3 separate regions of the Homo sapiens genome follow, and all the other regions are linked to region 1. Evidence: read pairs that join two places in POLR2A ChIA-PET (ENCODE). Cell type or tissue: OCI-LY7. All regions are shown on one strand.

Region 1 (8,000 bases):
TTTTTAAAGGTTTTGGAAATCCACCCACAACATAATAGTTTATCCATCATTATAACTATTGTTGTTGCCCTCTTTAAATCAGCCTTTTCCAAATGATCATTGGGTGTTTAGAATTTAAGAATATGACTTATTCCTTTGGTTGTAGTCCCTAGAAACCCAAAAGTTCAATGTTACTTTTTCTAGTTTGGCTTGGTTTAACAATTGCCTAGTGTTCTTTGAAAAGAGAGCAGTGCGTGAATAGATAACTCAGCTTCATTAATGAGTTGCTACTTGAGGACTCTGAGCTTAAAAGTTGAGTTGTTTCACTTGGATCACAGAGTTGATTTGCAGAGTATTCATTCACATATATTGAATTAACCAATCTGATAATGATTTATAGAATTTAGAATATGGAAAGCATGTGAATCATAGTGGAAATACTTAGATAAGTTAAAAATGACTAGCAAATCCTAAGATTTTCCATTTCCATTATAGATACGATTAACAATCATTGTCTCTAAGGACAAAGATTATGTAATGTGCTTAAATCCATGCAAGACCAAGAGTAGTCAGTTAAATTCAATTTGATTCACAACAGTGCCCAATGCACTTAGTTGGAAACTATGAGATGTTTAAAAATGACTAATATGTAGCTAGTTCATTGTCATCAAGTTGTGTAGTCAGGCAGACAGGTCTGTACAACTAAAAAGATTAAAAGGTAGCAAGAAGAAAGTGCTATAACAGGCACAGAAATAAGATGTCATGCAATCAGTCAAATGGGAACAGTTTGCTAATTCAGCAAAGATTTATGTGGCAAGTACGGAACAGTACATTCTAACCACCAGGAATGCAGGAAAGCTTAGGATATGATGGTATTTTATTTGGTCTCAAAGAATGGCTAGGATTTCACTAGAAAGAGAAATTGGGTGTGAAGGGTGTAGGCAAGATAGTGAAAGAAGCAAGAAAGGAGGAAAATGGTCCAGAATGAGCAAATAGTGTAAAGATACAGTGTTTTAAAAAGATACCTGTGCTCGCATCTTTATCACAGCACTATTCAGAATAGCAAAGACATAGAATCAACCCAGGTTCTCATCAGTGATGGATTAGATAAAGAAAATATGGTGGATTGGAGAAAGAAAATTCCAACACCACGAAATATTACACAGTCATAAAAAAAAAAAGAATGAAATCATGTCCTTTGCAGCAACATGGATGCAGCTGGGGGCCATTATCCTAAGTGAATTAATTCAGAAAACCAGATGTCACCTCTTCTCACTTATAAGTGGAACCTAAACATTGAGTCCACACAGACACAAAGATGGGAACAAGAGACACTGGGGACTACTAGAGTGGGGAAGGAGGGAGTGGGGTAAGATTTGAAAAACTACCCATTGAATATTATGTTCATTATTTGGTGACAAATCAATGGAAGCCTAAATCTCAGCATTATGCAATCTATCCATAACAAACCTGCACATGGACCCCCTGAATCTGAAAAAATAATGATATGTTTTAAATTTCCATGATTTGTCTACAGTTCCAGTCTCCAGTGCCTCAGAGTCCATTTGCTTCTCTCAACACTGTGACCTAGCCTTTGTTCACATCACTGACTCAAAGGGCTTTTAGTGCAGTCATTAGTGATTTCTCCACTGTTGAATCCAATGGACACTCTTTGCTCTCATCTTATTTGACCTCTTGGCAACATTGACACTGTGGTCCACTCTTGCCTTCTCATACAGTCTCATCCCTTGGCTTCTGCAACACCTTGTTTTTCCTTCTTTTTCTCTGATCTCTATTCTCAGTTCCCTTTTCTCTTTAAATCCCTTCTTGCCCCCAGTCTTCAGGCATATATTTTCCCATCTTGATAGCCCAGTCCTTGCCACACTATACTTGTATAATCCTTTTTTAACCCTCATGTATCAGCTCAATTATTATTTCCCTCAGGATGCCTTTCCTACCTCCTACTCCCCAAACCTTGCTCCTAACCATTTAGGAGCCTTTCATTGAGTGCCCATAGTACCTAGCTATCTTCTGAGATTAGTACTTGCCATACTTTACTTCCATTGCTTGTAACATCTAAATCTAAATACAGATACCAGGTTTGAGTCTTAGGAAGATGACTCCAAGAGGAGCATGAAGGATGAATTGGAGGGCCATGAAAACTGGAGTGCAGAAAATGATAGGAGGAAATTTTATTTATTTGATTGTAATGAGAGGGCTAGAGATGCAGACGGAGAAGAAGGCAGAAAGAAATCCATTTAAAAGGTGCCATTATAAGGTCTGATGACCCATCAGATGGAAGAAAGGTCTTGTGGGGTACAAAAGAGGGAGCAATTAATACCCAGTGTTCTGTTGTGAGCACATGGATTTGTTTTTGTTCCACTAAATAAATTAGGAAAGATATGGGTTCTGGAGTCAGATGGGCCTGAAGACCAATCTCATTTTTGTTGAACTAGCCATTAATTTTTAGCTAAGTTATGTGACCAGGCTGAGGTTTGATATCGTTCCCCTATAAAATAGGATTGATAAAATCAACCTTGCAGAGTTGTGAGGATTGAAATGAGGTCAAGTAAGAAACACTCCTCGCGCAGGGCCTGACACACACACACCAGCAGGCACTCAGTGAATTAAGATGATGATGGTTTGAGGTCTGAAGATGCTAAATTCCAGATCCCTACAGAACATCCCTGTAAACAAATTAGCTACCCAAGTAGACAAAAGCCATCTTCGACCGTGTCTCTTCCAGCACTTATCAAGATCTAGATTTTCAACATCGAAGCCCTCAAAACATTATCTTAATTTACTGTCTTACACCTTAGAATCTGGGACTATTGTTTTGTTAAAACTCCAGGGCTTACATGGATTCATTGACAAGTGAGGTGCCACTTAGATTTGAACAAGTGGAGATTGGCGAAAGGTCAGGAGCAGTAGTGAAGGGCTAGTACCTAAAGAGTGTGATTCAATAAATAGAAGGCATGCTCCTATCTGTAGGTAAGACTCAAGGTGACGCATTAGCCTTTTCAGCAGCTGTTTCCTCCTTGGCCAGGACTTAACAGAGCAGCAAGATCTTGGCACACATTAAAAATCTCACCCCAAGAAGTTTCACGAAACACTCTCTTTAGTTTGGGTGGATAAAGGAAAAGCAGGCAGAATGCTTCATGTCAATGAATAGGATTGTTGCTATTCTTCTCCTGATGCGTAGAAAGTTTCCAAACTCAGAGTGAGCCCTGTTGGTTGAAGAAACCACTAACTTCAAAAGCAGTCCATCATGGTCTTTCAGCAACGTGGCATTTGTTGAACTGAATTTGGGTGACTTTAAGGGCTCTATTTCCAGTTCACACTCAGGGGCAGGTCCTTGATTTTAAACAAAGAGAGTTGAAACTCTTCTGCAATCTGTAGACTGCCTAGTTAATCAGATAACATCTTCTGAGACAGAATCAAAAGGGAAGTTTCCGAGGGAATTTCAAAGTTATACCATAAATAGCTGAGGAGACTGTAGCTGGTCTAAACTTTTCTTTGATTCCTAGCTCTAATGTGGCCTTTTGGATACACACCAGCTATTTCTCTGATTTATTTCTGAACTACAAAGAGGGTCTTCAACACCTGAGTTCTGAAAAAGAGAAAGTGAAAGTGATGTATGCTCTTTATAGCACTGAGGAGCTAGATTTCAACATATAATGAATTGAACCTTTTTCTTTTTTTTGACTATCAACAACATACACTATAAAGCCAAATCAATACTAATCAACAATACTTAATTATGACTAGGTTCAAATAGAGACCCAGCTGACCATTTTTAGACATTTATAACAAACTGTCATTTCATGCATGTCATCCCATTTAATTATATTAATTTTCACAACAAATTAGTGAATGAGGTATTACTAGTCTCATTCTAAAAATGAAGAAACTGAGTTTCAAGGTCACTTAGCTAATATCTTACTCTAACTGTAACCACCAGATTTTTTTTAAAGAAGAATACTGTTTTTATATAGTAAATAGTAGCCATGAATCAATGCAGAAAAATTTACAAATAAGATATTTTAAAACTTATAAATTAAGGGTAATGAGATAGACTATAAACTACTTGAGGTCACAGGCTATGTCTTACTTTGCTTTTTAGCCCCAGATCTCAATATGAAGGGAGATGTAATAAATGTTTGTGGAACAACATGCATGAATAATAATAATTTTGGGGGCCTTGCATAAATGTATAACCTTGCATGAAATAATAGAATTCCAGAACTGGAAGAGATTTTAGAAGCATCTACATGAGTGGTTCCCAAACTTTAGCATGTAGCATCAGAATTCTCTAAAGGGTTTGTTAAAACACAGATAGCTAGGCCCCAGCCTGAGTTCACAACCCTGGTTCCACCAATTATTAGATGGGTGAAGTAGAATAAAACACTTGTCTCAGTCTCATTTTTCTTATAAACAAAATGGAGATGCTAATAATGTCACCATGTTACAGACTTTTTTTGTAAGGATTCAATGGCCTGAGAAACTCAATTCAATCATCCTGAGAGTTCCTGGTTCAGAAAGTCTGAAATGGGCTTTTGAATCTGCATTTTTAGTAAATTTCCACATGAAGCTGATGCTGCTGGTTCAGGGACCACACTTTAAAAATCACTAACCTGCAACAACTATAACTAACATTTATTAAGGGCTTATGACATGCCAGGCACTATGCTAAAGTACATTGCCTGCATTAAGTCATTCAATCATTACAATAAGTCTGTAAAATGGTGATATTATTAGCATCCCCATTTTATTTATAAGAAGAATGAGACATAGAGAAGTGTTTTATCCAACTTTGCCCATCTAATAACTGGTGGAACCAGGATTGTGAACTCAGGAAGTCTGATGCTAGATCCAGCACTTTTACATTATACTATAGCATTTCAAGGAGTGAACTGCTTCTTGTGTCAACCCTGATACGGGAATGAAGGCTCACAAGAAGTGATTGCCCAAAGTCAGGCCATGAATTGGGAGAAGAGTATGTGAACAAGGACACAAGCTTCCTAATTCAGCATCTTTTAAGCTGCTGCCTTCTCTTGGCATAGAGCACTAGTAGGAGTGGGGGAGGGCTCTAATCCTTCTTCCGATTTGAATCTAATCAGTTTGAGTGTCACTGAGTGTCACAGACGTCCTTATGATGTGCTGACATCCTAATAGTTTCCTTTATTTACATATTATTTCATCTGAGGAAGGGAGGTGGTGATGACCTGGGAGACAGAATAGAAAGTGTGATGAGTCGTGAGGTTGGACGCTCAGTCCCAGAAAAGAAAGGGGTCGGACTGCTGAGTGGCTAAAGAGTGGGTGGAAGGAAATGTGTCCATGTGTCTTGGTAAGCCCTTAGTTATATCTCAACCAATACGTAGAAAATCTAGCTCTGAGCTGGGTGCAGTAGCCCACACCTGTAATTCTAGCACTTGGGAGACTGAGGCGGGCTCATCACTTGAGGTCAGGAGTTTGAGATCGGCCTGGCCAACATGGTGAAACTCCGTCTCTACTGAAAATATAAAAATTAACTGGGCATGGTGGTGCACACCTGTAGTCTCAGCTACTCGGGAGGCCTAGGCAAGAGAATCACTTGAACCCGGGAGGCAGAGGTTGCAGTGAGCCGAGATCATGCTACTGCACTACAGCCTGGGTGACAGAGCAAGACTCTGTCTGAAAAAACAAAAGAAAAGAAAAGAAAATCTAATTCTGAGAGACTTTAGGTAATTGTATTCCCACTCTGAGGTATCTGAGGGACTCTGGGAAGAAAATTGGAGGATGTGTCATTAGCAGAAGCATGGACCTGGGAGGGCCCATAAAGTCATAGGTTCAGTCTCCCAGATACTAGCTATCCTTAAATATGCTATATCCTTTGCCCCAGAATGTGCCCCTGCCCTGGGCCAGCTGTTGGAAAAATATTTACAGACACAGCACACTGCAGTGGGAAAAGCATGGGCCTCAAGCCAAGTCTCTCCTCGCCACTGACAGCTGCATGAACTTAACCAGAGCCATCATCTTACAGAGCTGGCTTCCTCATCTATAAAAGGGGGTATGGTAAGCAGAATAATGACCCTTTCCCCCCTAACATGTTTACATCTTAATTCCTGGAATCTGTAACCATGTGACCTCAAACGGCAAAAAGGGATTTGCAGATGTGATTTAGGACCTTAAGAGGGGAGCGTATCCTGGATTATATAGGTGGATCCAGTGGAATCTCAAGGGTCCTTTTGAGGGAACAGAAGAGTCAGAGTCAGAGAAGGAGATGTGACGATGGAAACAGAAGTCAAAATGATGCTGTTGCTGGCTTTGAGGATGGAAAGTTGATGGAAACATGAGTTTAGGAATGCAGTGGCCTCTGTAACCTGGAAAAGGCAAGGAACTGATTCTTCCCTAGGGCCTCCAGAAGGAGTACAGCCCTGCCAGTACCTTGGTTTTAGCCCCTTGAGACCCATTTCAGACTTATTCCCAGAACTCTAAGATGATATATGTTTGTGTCCATTTAAGCCACTAAAAATGTGGCAATTTGTTACAGTCGCAATAGGAAACTAATATATGAGGCGAATAACAAAGTCCTTGTCTATCTCTTAGGGCTGCTGGGAGAGTCAAATGACATCCTTTATGTGGTGACACTTTAAAAACTGGAACCCACTATCCAAATATAAGGCACTATCATTACTGGCATTACAGTGACTACCTGAGAGAGGAAACAGGGACAGATAAGCACAGTGGTATACTAGTAGATGTTTAATAACCAGCTCTTGGGAGGAGGATGGGTTGGGGGGACTCTGATTTGTAACATTTGCTTATTTCCAGGGAGTAAATACTTCCACCATGGCCCATTTCAAGCTACAACATGAAGTCACTGAAGCGGGAGGTAGTAAAAGACACACACAATCAACTCTCACCACCTCAAGGCAGCTCCAACACACCAGGGCATAAGCACAAATTCAGCCCCGCCACCAAACAAGCAAGCATGGCGCATTTGCTTTCTGGTGGTCTTTCACTACAACCCTCACACAGGAAGGCTAGAACCTTACTGTGAGTCCAGATGTACTATCAGGGAACAACCCTGTCTCAGAATCTGCACTGGGTTCCAGATTTTAATTTTCTGAATGGGATCATATGGTTATTCTCTTCCTTTAATAAGGATGTGTCAAGAGGAAATGGAACCCTTCTCTAGCCTCAAGAGGAATTTGAATTTGGTTGAAAAAGGAATCTCTTAAATTCAGGACTGTCCCGACCAAGTTCCTATAAAAATAATTTTTCCGGCCTGGGAGATAAGGTCTTTTGAAATATGGCTCCTCGCTTAAGTTGGCACAGAGTTCCATCTGACAAATACAAATTGGACACCTCCTATATTCCAGTGCTGGGCTCATGAAAAGATGTAACAACAACAATCAGACGTGGTCCCTGTCCTCAAGGAGCTCACAGTACAGTCCTGTGTTTCTTAGATCCCCGTTCCTCGTGTCTCACACTTAGGTCTTCTGCAAAATCATGTACCACCTATGCTTATAGTTAATTCATATTTTTAAGTTAAAAATTTTAAAGTACCATAATTGGATTTGGCTGGATATAAAAGAAACCCTACTTTAGTGGCTTAACCAAACTAGGGGGTGTTTTTCATGTAATAAAGAGGCTATGGTTAGGAAGCAGCCTCTTTCTTCCTTCCAGCTCTGCCACCCTTAGCGTCTTAATGGTCCAAGATGGCTGTACTTCATCCAACCATTTCACCTTATTTTCATGCTGAAGACAGAGGACAGAGAAGAATCAAAGAGAAAAAGGCACCTGCCCATGGTGGGATCCTTTTTATTGGGAAAACAATAGTTTTCCCCAAATTCCGATCCAGTAGACTTTTGTTTATATCTCGTTGGCCAGAACTGGGTCACACAGCCACCATAGCTACAACAGAGTCTAGGGACATGAATATTTTTAACTGGGAAATTGCTTCCTGAACCAAACTGAGGTTCTGTGAATGAAGTAAGAAGCTAACTTAGCAACTAGTAATAGCTGTCACAATCTCT
Region 2 (8,000 bases), 260 kb before region 1:
TAAAATGAGATTACCCTAGGTTTTCCAGGTAGTACCGATGTAATCACAAGGGAACTTAAAAGGTGATAGCATGAGAAGGATTTGACTGGCCATTGCTGCCTTTGAAAATAGAGGAAAGAGGAGCTAGGAAAGGTAGCCTCAAGAAACTGGAAAAGCCAAGGAAAATAGATTCTTCCCTAAAGCCTTGGAAAGAAATGCAGTTCTGACATCTTGTTTTTATCCCAGTGAGAGGCATTTCAGATTTCTGATCTCTAGAACTGTAAAAAAATAAATCTGTGTTGCTCCAAGTCAGCTAGTATGTAGTAATTTGTTATAGCAGCAATTAGGAAACTAATACAGAAGTCAAGAGGGAGGAAAGAGCTGGGACGTTTGCACTCCACCCCATCCTCTACTTCAAGCAGCATCTCTAACATCCACTGCATATTCCCTATGGCTTCTGCTGCCATCAGAGAGGGCTGTCTGGTTTTGGCTCCAGCAGGGCTCTGGGCACTGGGAACACTACATCCTCCTTTTTTCCTTCCAGTTTAGGGGCAAAGAGGCTACCTGCTGTTGATAACTTCTAAAGGGCTTATCAACCCCTTTTTTGCTTCTTTTCTCTTCCATCACCTCTGAGAACAATTCCTTTATTAGATTATCTTTGTTTCAGGAGTTTAGAGTGATCTCTCATTTCCTGGTTACACCCTGCCTGATATAGTCTGTCAAAAGTTTTGCTAGTATGTTTTCCCAATTTGATGTTTTTTTTAATGTTTTATGGTGTTTTTATGTCATTTAGAAAGTTTAAACGTGCATGTAATTTAAACTTACCAATTTTTCTGGTTTTTTTTTTGAGTTTTCATTAAAGTTGAAAAGCCTTTTCTCCTCCAAAATTAAAAAATAACCTATTATTTTATCAAAATTAAAACTTTTTACTGATAATGTATAATCACACAAGTATAAGTCTTAAGTGTATAGCTTGCTGAATTTTCACTAACTGTAAAACTTCTAGTCATATTGTAATTTTATTTTTTACATTTACAGTTGTAACATGTATGGATTTTATTTGAGTGTGCATGGAGTAAGATTGGAATTCAGGTTTGTTTTTGTTTTCCCTTCAATGACTAGCTATTCATAATGTTTGAGAATAGTAATCCATATTACTCCTATGGATTTGAAATTCTGCCTTTATCACACATTTAATTCATATAATTGATCAATTTCTGGACTCTGATCTATCTATTCCTGTGTTTGTATTTCACTGTTTCCTAATATTTTAATATGCAATTGTGCTAAACATCCTCCTCATCCTTATTACTCATCTTCGAAAAATAAACTGGTTTAAATGTTTACAATTACAAAAAGGCCTTGCCCTTGCAAGAAAGGGTGAGTCAATATCAAAAACAAGCTCTAGGCCAGGTAATGGAGTTAATAAATTATCTTGGGTAACTTTGTGCAGATGTTTGTCTTTCTATTGCCAGATTACCCAGGATTTGGCACATGTAAATATTCAGTAAATGAGTGGTTCCCAAGCCTGGCTAAGCATTAAAAGCATATCAAACACACATTTTGGCTAAATTCCAACAGGTAGAGTATTACAACCAATATTCATCAGAACTCATGGTCAGACCTGGATTGTCATAGATTGAAATTCTGGCATACAAGAATAAATCTGAATTTTTCATTAAAAATTGTTTCAATTTAGTTATTTAAAATTTTAGGACTGGACACAGTGGCTAATGCCTGTAATTCCAGCACTGTGGGAGGCCAAGGCAGGTGGATTGCTTGAGCCCAGGAGTTTGAGATCAGCCTGGGCAACATGGCAAGATCCTGTCCTACAAAAAGTATGAAAATTAGCTGGGCATGGTGGTGTGTACCTGTAGTCTTAGCTACTCCAGAGGCTGAGATGGGAAGATCACTTGAGCCTGGGAAGTTGAGGCTGCAGTGAGCCATGATCTCGCCATTGTAGTCCAGCCTGAGTGACAGTGTGACCACTTCTCAGAAAAATAAATAAAATAAAATAAAATTTTAGAATTTGAATTTTTAAGTTTGACATTGTAGAGCAGAAAAAAATAATTTCTTAGCACTCTTGCCTGCTTCTTGGTCATTTTATGCATATTTTGCAATGCTAAATATATGCACGTGGTGACAGAAGTTAGAGAATTAGCAAGATACTTTTTTAGACTGGCCTTGTCAGGATAGGGTGCTGATGTAATATTGATCTTTTCCTGTAATATTGAAGTTTTTAAGCTTCCCTCCTTTTCCAAAGGAAATCGACCAGGGCAATGTCTCCATAGATTTAAAAATATATGGAATTGTCTCCTCAGAGCATTCTTTTAAAGTCTTTTGTTGTTTGATTAAAGAGAATATTGTGTTTCTCACTCGTTTCTTATTTTTTCATTTTCTATTATTTATTTATTTATTTACTGTGGCTTAATGAAGATAATTTCACATGGATATTATTATAATGATTTTGAACAATTTCTTCCCCCAAGAAATGTAGAAATGGTGGAATTGGCATCTCTCCTTTAACATCATCACACAATAGAAATAATTCCCAAATATGATTTTTTTCTTGAAAGACTAATTGTTGGCCAGGCGCGGTGGCTCACGCCCTTAATCCCAGCACTTTGAGAGGCTGAGGCGGGTGGATCACCTGAGGTCAGGAGTTTGAGACCAGCCTGACCAACATTGTGAAACCCCATCCCCAATAAAAATACAAAAATTAGGCAGGTATGGTGGTGCATGCCTGTAATCCCAGCTACTTGGGAGGCTAAGGCATGAGAATCACTTGAACCTAGGAGGCGGAGGAGGCGGAGCTTGCAGTGAGCTGAGATCGCACCATTGCACTCCTGCCTGGGCAACAAGAGTGAAACTCCATCTCAAAAAAAAAAAGAGAAAGAAAGATTAATTGTTTAATTAGAAAGAGATAACTAAAATTTAAATATAGTTGATAAACATTACTTTCTTTAGTGCAACAGATGTCAGTATTTCTAGTACTTCTACAAAAAAGTCAAGTTACAGAGAATATAATCTCAATTTTTCATCCTCATATTACTTGAAACTTTATGAGCATTTATTGGCATAAAAAAGATACAATATTCTTCCCAAACTCTTTTTCAATTTTTACTCTCAATATAGTTCACTGAGTTTTGGCTCACGATCCCTTTCTCTATCCTTAAAGCCAGCAACTTTGAATCTCTGATCATTCTTCAGTAACTTGCACATGTTTTGGTTATTCATAACTGAGAAATTTTTTAAATAATATAGGGCAAAACAAAATCAAGTAAACTAAAATAGAAAGATCGCCAATGATTCTGATACAGGTAGTCCACAGACCAGGGTTTAGTAACCTCATCAATTGCTACTTGTTGAAGTAAGTGTGTTTTCTATTTGGTTCACTTGAGGAAGATCATAGTTAGGTGAATCAGTAATTGATAATTACTGAAATTCAGTTTTATTTTATTGTTATCATTTATCAGTTAAAAAATAATCTCTACTGTTACTTGGATTTTTTTCTTTATCTGCATTTTGCCCTGATTTGCTACTTTTTCACTCATAGTTTAGTGTGACTAATTAACTAATAGATACACACAAGGCTGACTTTTGCAATAAATTCTTACGTTCAATTACCCATCACTTATATAAGGCTAATCACTTGGACTGAACTCCTGAAGCCAGGAAGCCCAGTTCCACCATTGACACTTGCAAGGATGCAGGCATGATGCCAAAAGGGGAACAGTTGTCTAGGATAGTCTTGTAAAATCAAACCTGTTACACTGAAAATATTTTAGAAGTAAATGAAATATAATGCAATTCTGAGAGCCTAGAAAAAGGATTTATTTAAAGAAATGTGGACAGAAATGGGGAATCCAGAGAAAGTACTGTTTTGTCTGGGGAAGATACTGAATTGATTTATGCAGAGTTTGGGTTAATAGTTGGCTAGACATGGTGGCTCACGCCTGTAATCCCAGCATTTTGGGAGGCTGAGGCAGGCGGATCACAAGGTCAGGAGATCGAGACCATCCTGGCTAACACAGTGAAACCCCGTCTCTACTAAAAATACAAAAACAAAATCAGCCGGGCGTGGTGGCAGGTGCCTGTAGTCCCAGCTACTCGGGAGGCTGAGGCGGGAGAATGGTGTGAACCCAGGAGTCAGAGCTTTCAGTGAACTGAGATCGCGCCACTGCACTCCAGCCTGGGTGACAGAGCAAGACTCCATCATAAAAAAAAAAAAAAAAAAAGTTGGAGATTGTCTCTCAAATAGCAGAGTCTGAGCAGTCAGATGAAATGAGGAACTGAAATTTAAGAGAGCAGCAATGCTGCTGAGCACATGTGTTTAATAATCACCAAACACATTTGGAACCTTTATTAAATATACAGCTAAATATGCCTTACCACAGGCCAACATGTATACTAATGTCTCTCTCATAGAAGTATAAAGTGAAAATTCTCAGTAAGAAATGAGTAGAAATGAACTGAGGCTTTCTCTCTGAGAAATGTATTGTGAATACGGCTCTAACTGCAATTGTATCATTGACCCCTCTGAGCATATGTCATTGAATTGGCCTGTGGATTCCCAGAGGCTGAAGGAATAGGTAGAAAACAGTGTATTCAGCCCCTAGGTGACCACAGTGCAGCATCCTGGTAAACATCTGGTGATTTCTATGGCAATAAGAGATTTCTGGGAGGGTAGGATTTTTTTCTTTTTGTTTGTTTGTTTGTTTGTTTGTTTGAGACACAGTTTCGCTCTTGATGCCCAGGCTGGAGTGCAGTGGCACAATCTCAGCTCACTGCAAACTCCGCCTCCTGGGTTCAAGGGATTCCCCTGCCTCAGCCTCCCCAGTAGCTGGGACTATAGGTGTGCATCACCATGCCCGGCTAATTTTGTATTTTTAGTAGAGATGGGGGTTTCACCATGTTGGTCAGGCTGGTCTCGAACTCCTGACCTCAGATGATCCACCTGCCTCGGCCTCCCAAAGTGCTGGGATTACAGGCGTGAGCCACTGCGCCCAGCCGGTAGGATTTTATTCTTTACTATTGGCTCAATGGTAGCTTCAACTCTTTGTAGTTAGGTCATTCATTGATTAGAAAAACAGATGTATAACTTTGTGTGGGAACACTTAAAACAAGTCCTTTCTCTCACACACACACACCACACACACACAAAGAGGCTGCCTTCAAAAGTTAATCATTGACTAGAACCAGGAAGACAGCTCCCAGCTGCTCTCATTAATACAAATATGTACCTAAAGAAATCTACCTATCCCTGCATGATTCCCTGAAGCATTCATTGGGTGTGGAGGAAGAAATTGCTTCAGGCACTGAGTGATCTGACCCATGACCAGAAACCTGAATCCAGCAAAGGACAAAGTTGCGCACATTGCGTCAGATACAATTTCTGCCATTTACCAGGAAGAACTAGGGGAACCAGGAGAAGGGCCACCTGCTTGGGGCGGGTGAGTCCAGGCGCCCAGATGACTTGGGCCTTTTCTAAGAGTGACCGGAGGAATGCTACCGTGGGACTGTGCATTGAGGTAGCTGGTGATTTTCCTGTGCCTGTAAGGCCCAATGTAAAAGCTTTGCTTTGTCAGTAAACCCCCTTTTGCATCCAAGATGCTGGGAAATGTGGCTGTTGGCAACAGATATCAAACAGAATAATCCTGTTGCTGGGATGGTGATCTCTGCAGCCTGCTTTCACATTACTGAGAGGCTCAATGCATCTACTCAAAAGTACTTTCTGGATCCCTCCTGAAGTTCTTTGAACGCAGAGATATTCTGCGCTGTTCTGTGAGCCTCTAAGTGCTTCTTTATCAAGGGTGGGGGTCGGGGGAGCGCATGAAATGTGTCTGATGGAGGTGAGGGAAAGAAGAGCCAGAAAGTTCACTGGACTAGTGGATTAGAGGAGTGGTTCAATTTACTGTTATTTGAGGCAGCAGAGTCCCTTTTATTTTCCCAAATGAAATTTTATGCACAGCCATCACATAGAAAAGCAGAACTTTGTGTATTTGAGGCTGGATTTTGGGGATAAGCCTCCTGCTGGACTCTGAAAGTTGACTGTCTTGAATTTTGAAAACCACTACAATTGAGATTCATTCCTTTAAAATAGCAATTGTTCTCCTTTCAAGTTGAAAACCTGTGCAATGACTATGTCAAGCCAGAATCTATCCACAATTTAATGCCTCTTGGTATGAATTAGTTTAAATTAGATTTCTTTTTTTTCCTAATAACTGAAATAAATGCACTAAAGAATGTTAATGAAATAGAGGGAAAATAAAATTATTTTTGAAGCATGAGACACTGGTGACATAGGGAGACATATTAAAATGTCTTGGGAGGGGGTTTGAGCACTGGATTTGGTTAGCAGAGCTATACAGTAGAATACTGTAATCATGAGGAGTGACTTATTGCCACTTTCTGTGGCACTTATGCCATTTATTGCCTCTGTGACCTTGGTCAAGTTACTTGACCTCTCTGTGCCTTGGTTTCCTCATTTATAACATGACCTCATATCTTATAGGATTCTTTTGAGATTCAAATATATTGATTTTTTTTTAAGTCTTAGGACAATGTCTGACACATAGTAAGTACCTGTAAGTGTGCGAAGTAACCCTTTTTGAATCAGGGTTCATAAAACCTGTAGGTGTCTTTGCCTTAAATGTTACACACACTAAGGCAGTTACACAGAAGTTATCATTTCTCTGACACTAGCATGTAGTTTTTTGCTTTACTCAGACACAATGTAATAAAAGTTGGTCTCGGCTGAGGGACAGAGACAGAGTAAACCAGTGACAGAATAATAAAGAGGTACATCTGAGACCCGTTAACCACAGCTCTGTAGATAAAATAAAAATGAAATACTAAAGAAGATGTTTTAAGTTAAAATGTTTTATTTTAAGTTGGCATAGTATTTAATATTGTATTAGAAAACTCTTATGTATACCTTAACTGTGGTCATCACATATAAACACATTTTTGCTCTTTTCTCATTTAATGAGAGATACATTATTAGATTACTTTATTTATGAAAGAAAGCTTATCAACAAATTTTAGAAGCTATATCATGCTTATTTTTCAGAAGCATTTAAGGAGAAAATGTAGATAAAATTTAACTGTTATAGAATAAAAAATTAATAAATGATTTCATAAATTGGTTTTTGGAATTTTACATTTTCCACTAAGGGAAAATCAACTGTTCTGTTTTAATTTGTGTTTTGTTTATTAATGATGTGATCGCAGAAGTTGTAAGCACCTCCCTGCAAATGACACATTGTGTAAGTAGAGGTGTCTAATGTATGAATAGCCATGGTGGCCATAATCCTTATGATAGTTCTATGTTTAACTTTGATTTTTGAATCAATCAATACCTTTGGATCTGTTTTTTAAGAGTTCGCTTTGGTAACTGCATCTTATGGATATAGAGAGGATCAGTCTGAAATCAGCTTAGAGAAGTATCATATTAATGGTTCTCACTGATATCTTGTTCTTTGCCATTAGTGTTTCTCCAGTTTCTAGGTTTTTAACAAACAACCCATGATGAGTATAAATTTAACAATATATAACTAAAAATGATCTAAAGCTGTATATTGATCAAAAACTTATAGCAGCTAGTAGGTCTTAGCTGAGTGATAAACCAAGTGACAGAGTAATGAATAAACTCATCTGAGTTCCATTAACCCAATCCTATAAACTTTTAAATAAATAGAAATGGAAGTAGATCCTTTAACAATCTGTTCTCCTGTATTACTGGTTCAGAAACATTTCACAGTTTTGCATAGAATTTAGAGGTTTTCAGAGCAATAAAGCCTCAATTTCTTGAAACAAGTGTGGTAAAGAGAAAATACTTCTGCCTACTGTCATTCCAATGAATGCATTGCAGTGTTTCCAAAGGCAACAAAAAGGCAGCTAGCATTGTGCATCATCAAGAAGATGTTGTATAAACTTATTCTAAGTGTTGTGGTTGAATACAGCCACAATTAAATTAAAAGACATCTCAAGAGAGTCAGTCATCTTTTGTACCTGCTAAG
Region 3 (8,000 bases), 210 kb before region 1:
GACTAACCCTATTTACAGAAATAATTCTGAAAGCAGCATTTATGACCTGCTGAGACATCATACAAATATGACTCAAGTATTATGCCAAAGGCTCTTGATTTCAGTTTGTTATCAGGAATTTAAGTGCTTTTTAAAAATTTTTTCTTGGCAGCTATTGCTCTTGCTGATACCATCATGGCTGCCATCTCTTCCACCTGCTCCTCCCTCTTGATTAAGTTGTGTGTGTGTATGATTTGAGGAGATGGTGAAAGCAAAGCATTGTGCTGGGTCCCCTTAATAACAGCTTAGTAACAAATACAAGGCATCTTTATCCTAGATGGAGTTTCATGGACCTCCTGTCTGTTGTGCTCAATGTAATCTAAAAAAGTATTCTTGAGGAAGCTTAGGAACATGTCTTAGGCATTCACATGTTTAATAATTAACTCTCTTCCTCTTCTCTACACCCATATGACAAAGCAAAATTTGTAAATCATTTTAACTGAGTAATTGAGAATGTATGTAAGACATTCTTAAGTGACATAGGCCTTGCTCTGTCTCTCCACAGAGCTCCTAGGTAGGATCACCATAGAAAGCGCCTTGTTAGATTCCATCCTCATCTGTTTTTTCCTGCTGTAACCAAATACCACAGACTGGACAATTTATAATGAACAAAAATTTATTGGCTCCCAGTTCTGGAGGCTATGAAGTCCAAGACTTAGGGGCCAGAATTTGGCAAGGGTCTTCTTGCTATGTCATTTCATGGCAGAGGGCAAAGCGATGGCAAGAGATAGAGAAAGGGGTCAAACTCATTTCATAAGGAAGCCACTGCTGTGATAACAAACCCACTCTCATGATAATGGCATTAAAAAATTCATGAGGGTAGAGCCTCATGACCTAATCACCTCTTAAAGATCTCCCCTCTCAACATCTCTACACTGGGGATCAAGTTACCAACAGGTGAACTTGGGGGTCACATTCGAACCATAGTCAATCCCTATGACCTAGAGTGTATATGGTCCTTAGGAATGGAGACTGAGCAGGTGATATTAATTAGTAAGCAAAGTATTTGAATGTCTCTTAAAGATTGGCATTTCTTAGTATTTTCCTGCCACCTTCTTTCCCTCAGCACATTCATTTTAATAGTTTCAGTATCTATCTATATGTTGATGACTGTCAATTATATAATTTCAATGCAAAACTCTTTCCTGAGATACAGATTTATATAATCAAATAACTATTCGTCTTAGTTAGTTTGGGTTACTATAATAAAAATGCCATAGAATAGGTGGCTTAAACAATTTAAATTTATTTCTCACAGTCCTGGATACTGAGAAGTCCAAGATCACTGTGACAGTCTATTTGGTGCTGTTAGGACCTGTCTCCTGGCTTGCAGATGATCACCTTCCTGGTGTATCCTCACATGAGACAGAGATCATCTGTCTTGTCTCTTTTTTTTTTTTTTTTTTTTTTTTTTTTTGAGACAGGGTCTTGCTCTGTTGCCCAGGTTAGAGTACAGTGGTGTAATCATGGCTCACGGCAGCCTTGATCTCTCAGGCTCGGATGATCCTCTTGCTTCAGCTTCCCAAGTGGCTGGGACATGGCCATGTGCCACCACACCTGGCTAATTTTTTGAAATTGTTATTTGTAGAGATGAGGTCTCCCTATATTGCCAGGCTGATCACAAACTCCCGGCCTTATATGATCCTTGCATCTTAGCCTTCCAAAGTGCTGGGATTACAATGTGAGCCACCATGGCTGGCATCTGTTTCTTCTTATAGGGACACCAGTCTCATTAATGAGGGCTCTCCCTTCATGACCTAATTATCTTTGAAAGGCCTCACCTTCAAATAGGGAATTAGGCTTCAACATATGAATTTTGAGGAACACAAACATTCAGACCCTAGCATTGTTAGACAGCTCATCTTGGATATCATGTAGCAACCCTACAGAATTTATCATTGCTTTCCTTCCTTCCCAAAGTGCTAATGCTTTAGAAGGTGTTTCTTATCCTACTAGATGACACAACCATCCACTCAATTTCTCAAAGCAGATATCAGAATTTACATCTTCTTTCCTGCATCATTTCACCACCATATACATCCATTCACTTTCTTCCTCAATATATCCAGAATTCATCTAATTCTTTTCATGTCTGCTGCCAGTGCCTTTATCTTCACTGCCACTCTAAACGTCTTCTTAGACTTCTCCTGGCCTCTGGTCCTGCCCCTTTCTACTTTCTAACTGCAGTTAGAAAGGTCTTTCTAAAACACAAATTTCGTCCCCCGCTTGGCCTCTCCCACAGGTCCTTTATTGCCTTCTAAATAAACATCCACTCTGGGATCTGAAATTCTCACTGCCCTTTACGCTGTCTGGCCCTCTGCCCAGTTTCACCCACCTCACTCTTAACCTTAAGGTTTGAATCTACTACTTCCTTTGGGAAACATTTCCTGAATTCCTCAGACCAGGTGAGCTACTCTTCTGTTCCCACAGCTTGTCGTACTTATCCTTTATAACACTCATACTATTTTATGTTTACTTGTCTGTCTTCTTTATTAGACAAGTTCCTTGTTATAGGGAACTTTGTCCAGTTCAGCATTGCAATACAACTACCCAGTAGGTGTTCTGTAAATATTTATTAAATGAATGACTAAACGGATCCACCTCAACAAAATCATCAGCATGATAAATAGTATGCGTTTGTACCCTATAGCTACAGCATAAAACATGAAATAGGAAAATTTTACCAGTATGATTTTGTGATGCTGAAGAACAGAATTGTGAGCCATGAATGGCAACATATGATTCTTGCTATACTCAGAAAGAATTGAAATGAAGCATACAAAGCATATGGGATGATTTATACATTCATTAACAAACAAGTAATGAGGCCCTACTGCGTGCCAGGCCTTGTAAGGGCCTTTGGAAGTATGAAGACGAGTAAGACCTGGTGACTGTTCAGCAGGAGTTCAAAGTTGAGTGGATGATAGATTCATAGAACACTAAAGCTGGAGGAAACAGAAAGGAAATTCAATCTAGCCCCCGGATTTTACAAAGACATGGATGATTTCTACAATGCCTTCCAAATTACTCAATAATTATATAAAAAGAAAATGTTTTTCCTTTAAACACCAACACTTTTCCCCACCTCCAATTAATCTGTGTCCTTAAAAAGGAGCACTGTATCAGTGCGATTGAGATCACAGCCAACATAAGCTCATCTTAGAAGGAAAAAAAAATGTATGATTTGTCAAAGCTGCCTGGAAGGGAAAATTTCTGTTTAAAATCCTGGCATTGGGCCAGGTGCGGTGGCTCATGACTGTAAGCCCAGCACCTTTGGAGGCCGAAGTGGGTGGATAGCTTGAGCCCAGGAGTTTGAGATCAGCCTAGGCAACACGACAAAACCCAGTCTCTGCAAAAAAAATAGAAAAAATTAGCCAGGCATGGTGGTGCATGCCTGTAGGCCCAGCTACTTGGGAGGCTGAGGCAGGAGGATCACTCGAGCCTGGAAGGTTGAGGCCTCAAGGAGCTGTGATCACGCCACTGTTTGCACAATAGAGCAAGACCCTGTCTAAAATAAAATAAAATAAAATAAAAATCCTGGCATCATAAATGCTTTAGGAAAAAAAACCTGTCTGCATAAAAGAATTCAAAATGATCGTTAATTAAACTCATCAAGCTATGTTTGCAGGATATGGAAAGAATTTGATTACACAACCATTTGACACAGGTATCTCATTGACCAGAAACTGGTTTTAAGAGTCTACCTCAGTTAGGGTAGTATTATTAAGTTTGAATTGGTTTTTTAATGAACATTTTAGGACTTTCAGTAAAATGACCATTGTGCACATTTTGATGTGTTGAAGTCAGTCAAAGATAGGCCAACTGGTTTTCCCCAGGTGAGATATGAGGAGGTGGATGGTCAAAGGTTGTTTTTCTTGGATGAAACAGGGCTTATTCACGGGGTGTGTGCTGCACCATGGAGACGAGAGTAAGGCAGCCTAGAATTAAAAGGTTGAAAATATCCACATCTTCAAGTCAGAAAACTAAAAATGTTCACTTTATGGAGGACAACTGGTACCTTAAATATCTTGATTTCACTCACATGCCACCTGTTTCCTGGAGCTCTGAACAACCATAGGTGGGGCCTCACACATGCTATTTTTACATTTAGAGGGTCATTGACCTTAAGAGACATCACACGTGCAGAAAGTTATAGTGTGGAGTTTAAATAGATTGGTCATTGATGATGGTTGCTGCATAATCATACTATTACATATGCACACATATACATATTACTATTACATATACATTATTACTTATATACGTTACCATTACAAACACATATTACTGTTATATATGTATGTTACCTATGTATAGATACATGTACATTATTACCTATACATATTACTCATATATACATACATGTACATTATTTTAACTACTGATAGCAATTTTAGTAACAAATCAGAGCTATCCCTCAATCAAACTTGGGACATGATTTTCCCTGCCTTTTTGATTTTATAGTTAGTGAGAGGAGAAAAAAATAGTTTTTAGCAGAGTGACAGTGATACTGTTTCTTCAAGTAGAAAAGTCAAAAGTTCCATCTCATTTCAGAAATGCAGACGGCTTTTCATTTATATGTTGATTTCATGTGATCTGGAATGCAACGGAATTTAAATTAGACATGCTCATGGAAGAGAGAACAAAACACCCTGCATTTTCTAATTATATAAGCACTGAGGCTTGGATGATAGATGATGGGAAAAAACTCTCTAGGCAGAAATTGTGATGTGATTTCTTATTGCTCACAGCACTTATTACCTTACACATGTATGCTGAAACTTGTGCCTTCTTTCCTTCTATTATTGAATCCAGTCATTTTTCCTCTGCTATTCTCTACTTTTTTCATGCATATGAGGTTTATTTTCCTGTCTCAACTGTCAGGCTTCTAGAGATTAAGGACTAACAATACATTGAAAAAAATGATAACTTACTTTATTCTTACGTGTTGCATTTGAGGCTGTTTACTATTTTATGCAATCATAGAAATATGTATGATTTTGAATCTGTTTACAAGTATAATTCTCTCAGATTTGGAACTATTACCCCAGTTTTCTAATTGGGGAAACAGAGGCTTACTGTGCATATATAACTTGCCCAAGTTCTCACTGCTGATCTGTAGTGAGGCCAGGATTAGAAGCCAGAGTTTCACTCCAGAGCCTGTATTCTTTCCTCCATCACACACTCCCTCTGTAAGCTCTACACTTTCTCCCCTAGCCTCAACAACCTCAACATTTAACAGAGGACTCAACCGATGGCGATTAGTCTACAGATGCTTGTGGAATTGAGGCGCACCCTAATGTAAACTTCTTCACTATATAAAGTGGACAGGCCTTCAAAGGAAGCGGAAAACAAAGCGGACACATGAACAAAAAGGTGTCACCTGGGACCTAAACACCACACATTGCTTTCCTCAACACTTCCAGCCCAAAGGAGGAAAGACTTCAAAATTAATTCTGCATAAGTGGGAAAAAGAACTCAAAGCAAATATTGCCAACTGACTTGAGAGACAGCTAGGAGAGGATTTGGCTCCAACTGAGCAGACACTCAATTTTGGCATCCATCCAGCTCAGAACTAAGGTCAGTTGTTTAAAACTGGGTCTCAAGAAAAGCCTGAGTGTCGCAAGTGATTATCTTCAAACTTCCCCGACATCTCGGGGGACCCAGTATTAGATTTAGAGTGCTTTCCCTGAGAGTATTTGCATAAGCATTGATGAGCCTTGTTCCCAGTTTGGTTTTTATATTTGCAGGGTTTACTCCAGTGCACCATAGCACCAAGTTTTCCCAGGACATTTAAAAATCTCATTTCTCTACAGCAACACTTCCTTGTTTGTGTTCCTCTTGCACATCCTTCTTGGGGCACACAAGCCATCATTCTCGTTGTTCTTAAGGAGGCAGTCAATTATGGATTTTTATAATTAGGATTCTGAAACATGACATTTGAGACAGGCCTCCTTTCAAACAGAGATCCCTAGGGCATAATCTAATTACCAACAAGGTACAATGCCCACAGTCTTGCAAAGAACTCTGGAGTAAAGGCTCTATGTTGACCCAAGTCATTAATAATAGATCATTAGCTCTTGAGCCAGCATTTATTGAACACCACGGAGTGTCAGATGTGCCGCAGGATGGTAACAAAAGAATGAAGATTCTCGAAGGATTCCCCCAGTGGGTGGGTGAGACCAATTTCCCATCTGGTTGTGGTGAAGCAATGGGGTTACCAGGGTCTACTCCATTCACATTCCAGTAAATATGAACAGGTCCCGTCCACCCTTCTACAAGAAGGGCAGCAAGTTTCCTGAGAAGGCAGAGTTGAGAGAATGCTAATTGTAAAGCATGAGGAAGAAGAGAAAAGAGCAGGTATGAACCCCCGACGATGGAAGTTTTTAAATGACTCTATTGGGGGCCAACACAATAACAATGTCTATCCTCTAAGAAGTCTCATAGAGGCAATTTCTTCCTAGTAAGACTTACACAGCCCTTCACCTGGGCACCACTCAGTACAAAGACTTTGTTCTTATCTTGGTCCCCCTTAGAATATTTGGCTGGCTTAATGTCTGAACCCTGAAACCTCCCTGGATCCTGGCTATCTCTGATATAGGAAATGCACAGTGCATTTGCTCTGTCCTAGACTAAGCCTAGGGTTAACTCTCATGTCACTTGGAATACTTTTTTCTGGAAAAAATTTGCTTTCAGTTTCTTTGGTTCTGGTGACCCACTGGAATGCTAAGTACTGTTGAAAAACTGATCATTTTATTGAGTAAATTTGTCAAACATTTATTTATTCATTCAACAAGTGGTTCTAGAGTGCATATCATGTTGCCTGGCACTGTCCTAGTGGCTGGCAATGCAGCAGGAGCAAAACAGACAAAATTCTCAGCCCTCATGGGGAGACAAGAAAATTAGATACGAGTATAGCATGCTGATGGTGTTAACTTCTAAGGTGAAAAAAAGGCAGGGAAAGTGGGTAAGGAATTTACGAAGGGTGCGATGGGTAGGGCTGCAATTTTAGAAAGGCTAGCCAGAAAAGGACTTAGGCAAAAACAACATTGAGTGAAGACAATGAAAAGTCAAAAGAGTGAGTCACAAAAGACATGTGGGTGATGGGCACACTGGGCAAATGAAAATGCAAGTATGCCAGTTCTCAAGTTGGAGTATGACTGGAGTATTCTAAGAACACCAAGGAGGCCAGTATGTCTGAGTTGAATGACAGAGGGAGAGAATGATAGGAAACAGGGTCAGAGATGAAGCTGGGGAGGGGAGAGAGCAGGTTGGAGGCAGGGAAGAGTGGGTAGGACTGTTAGGCCATTGAAAATACTTGAGCATTTACTCTAAGGGAGATGAGGGTCAACAGCATCTGCTACATAGAAAGTTTTCATTTAATGGAATTTTTGGTGAATAGATATGAAGGATTCAGTACTATGGCTAAGTGTCTAAGTTATTTTCATTTCCTAGACACTTAGCCATAGCTCTGTGTCCTTCATATCTATTCACTTATATAATGTACAGGAGTACATTTCTATAATGATAATGGGCTGTTGAGGTAGCCGTATTTACTGACTACTTACTCAAATCTTGCCTTTCCCTTGGCTCCTAACATAGCTGCAAGTCTTAGTCCCTCACTGGATTTAGACTCCAATGTCACCTATTCAGAGAGGCCTTCTCTTATGACTGTCTGAAATGGCACCTCCCATCACTCTCCAGTCTCTGATCCTGTTTTATTTTTCTTCAAAGTACTTAGCTTTATGATTGTTATAGTATAGATTGGAATCACTTGGGAAGATTGGAGTTGAGTAGAATGACATGATGTGTGTTCTATTTTAACAACAATCAATCTAGCTGCTGTGCTGAGAACATACTGAGGGGAGGTAAGGGAAGAAGCAGGGAGACCAGTTGTTTGTAGAACATTGTTTCTCAATAGTCGCAATATATTTGACAGTTTCTTTGGAAGAGCTTATATA

The links. Peaks named below come from ENCODE experiments on the same cell type or tissue, not always from the same donor. Only the 100,000 strongest peaks of a DNase experiment are listed, where the experiment ranks them.
Region 2: POLR2A ChIA-PET joins it to region 1 with 6 read pairs; 1 of 35 experiments calls an interaction of 5 or more read pairs at or near these places.
Region 3: POLR2A ChIA-PET joins it to region 1 with 5 read pairs; 1 of 35 experiments calls an interaction of 5 or more read pairs at or near these places.

Annotation. Positions count from the first base shown.
Region 1 is chr6:47,193,435-47,201,434 of GRCh38, reverse strand. No RefSeq gene overlaps it. Among named protein-coding and RNA genes, the nearest start is that of TNFRSF21, 110 kb to the left of the region's middle. In OCI-LY7, no CTCF peak of the experiment used is centred here; DNase peaks (open chromatin) are centred at 3,314 and 3,574; H3K4me3 peaks cover 917 bases; H3K27ac peaks cover 961 bases.
Region 2 is chr6:47,457,685-47,465,684 of GRCh38, reverse strand. No RefSeq gene overlaps it. Among named protein-coding and RNA genes, the nearest start is that of CD2AP, 16 kb to the left of the region's middle. In OCI-LY7, no CTCF peak of the experiment used is centred here; a DNase peak (open chromatin) is centred at 4,274; H3K4me3 peaks cover 975 bases; H3K27ac peaks cover 1,629 bases.
Region 3 is chr6:47,399,909-47,407,908 of GRCh38, reverse strand. No RefSeq gene overlaps it. Among named protein-coding and RNA genes, the nearest start is that of CD2AP, 74 kb to the left of the region's middle. In OCI-LY7, no CTCF peak of the experiment used is centred here; a DNase peak (open chromatin) is centred at 4,108; H3K4me3 peaks cover 558 bases; H3K27ac peaks cover 1,007 bases.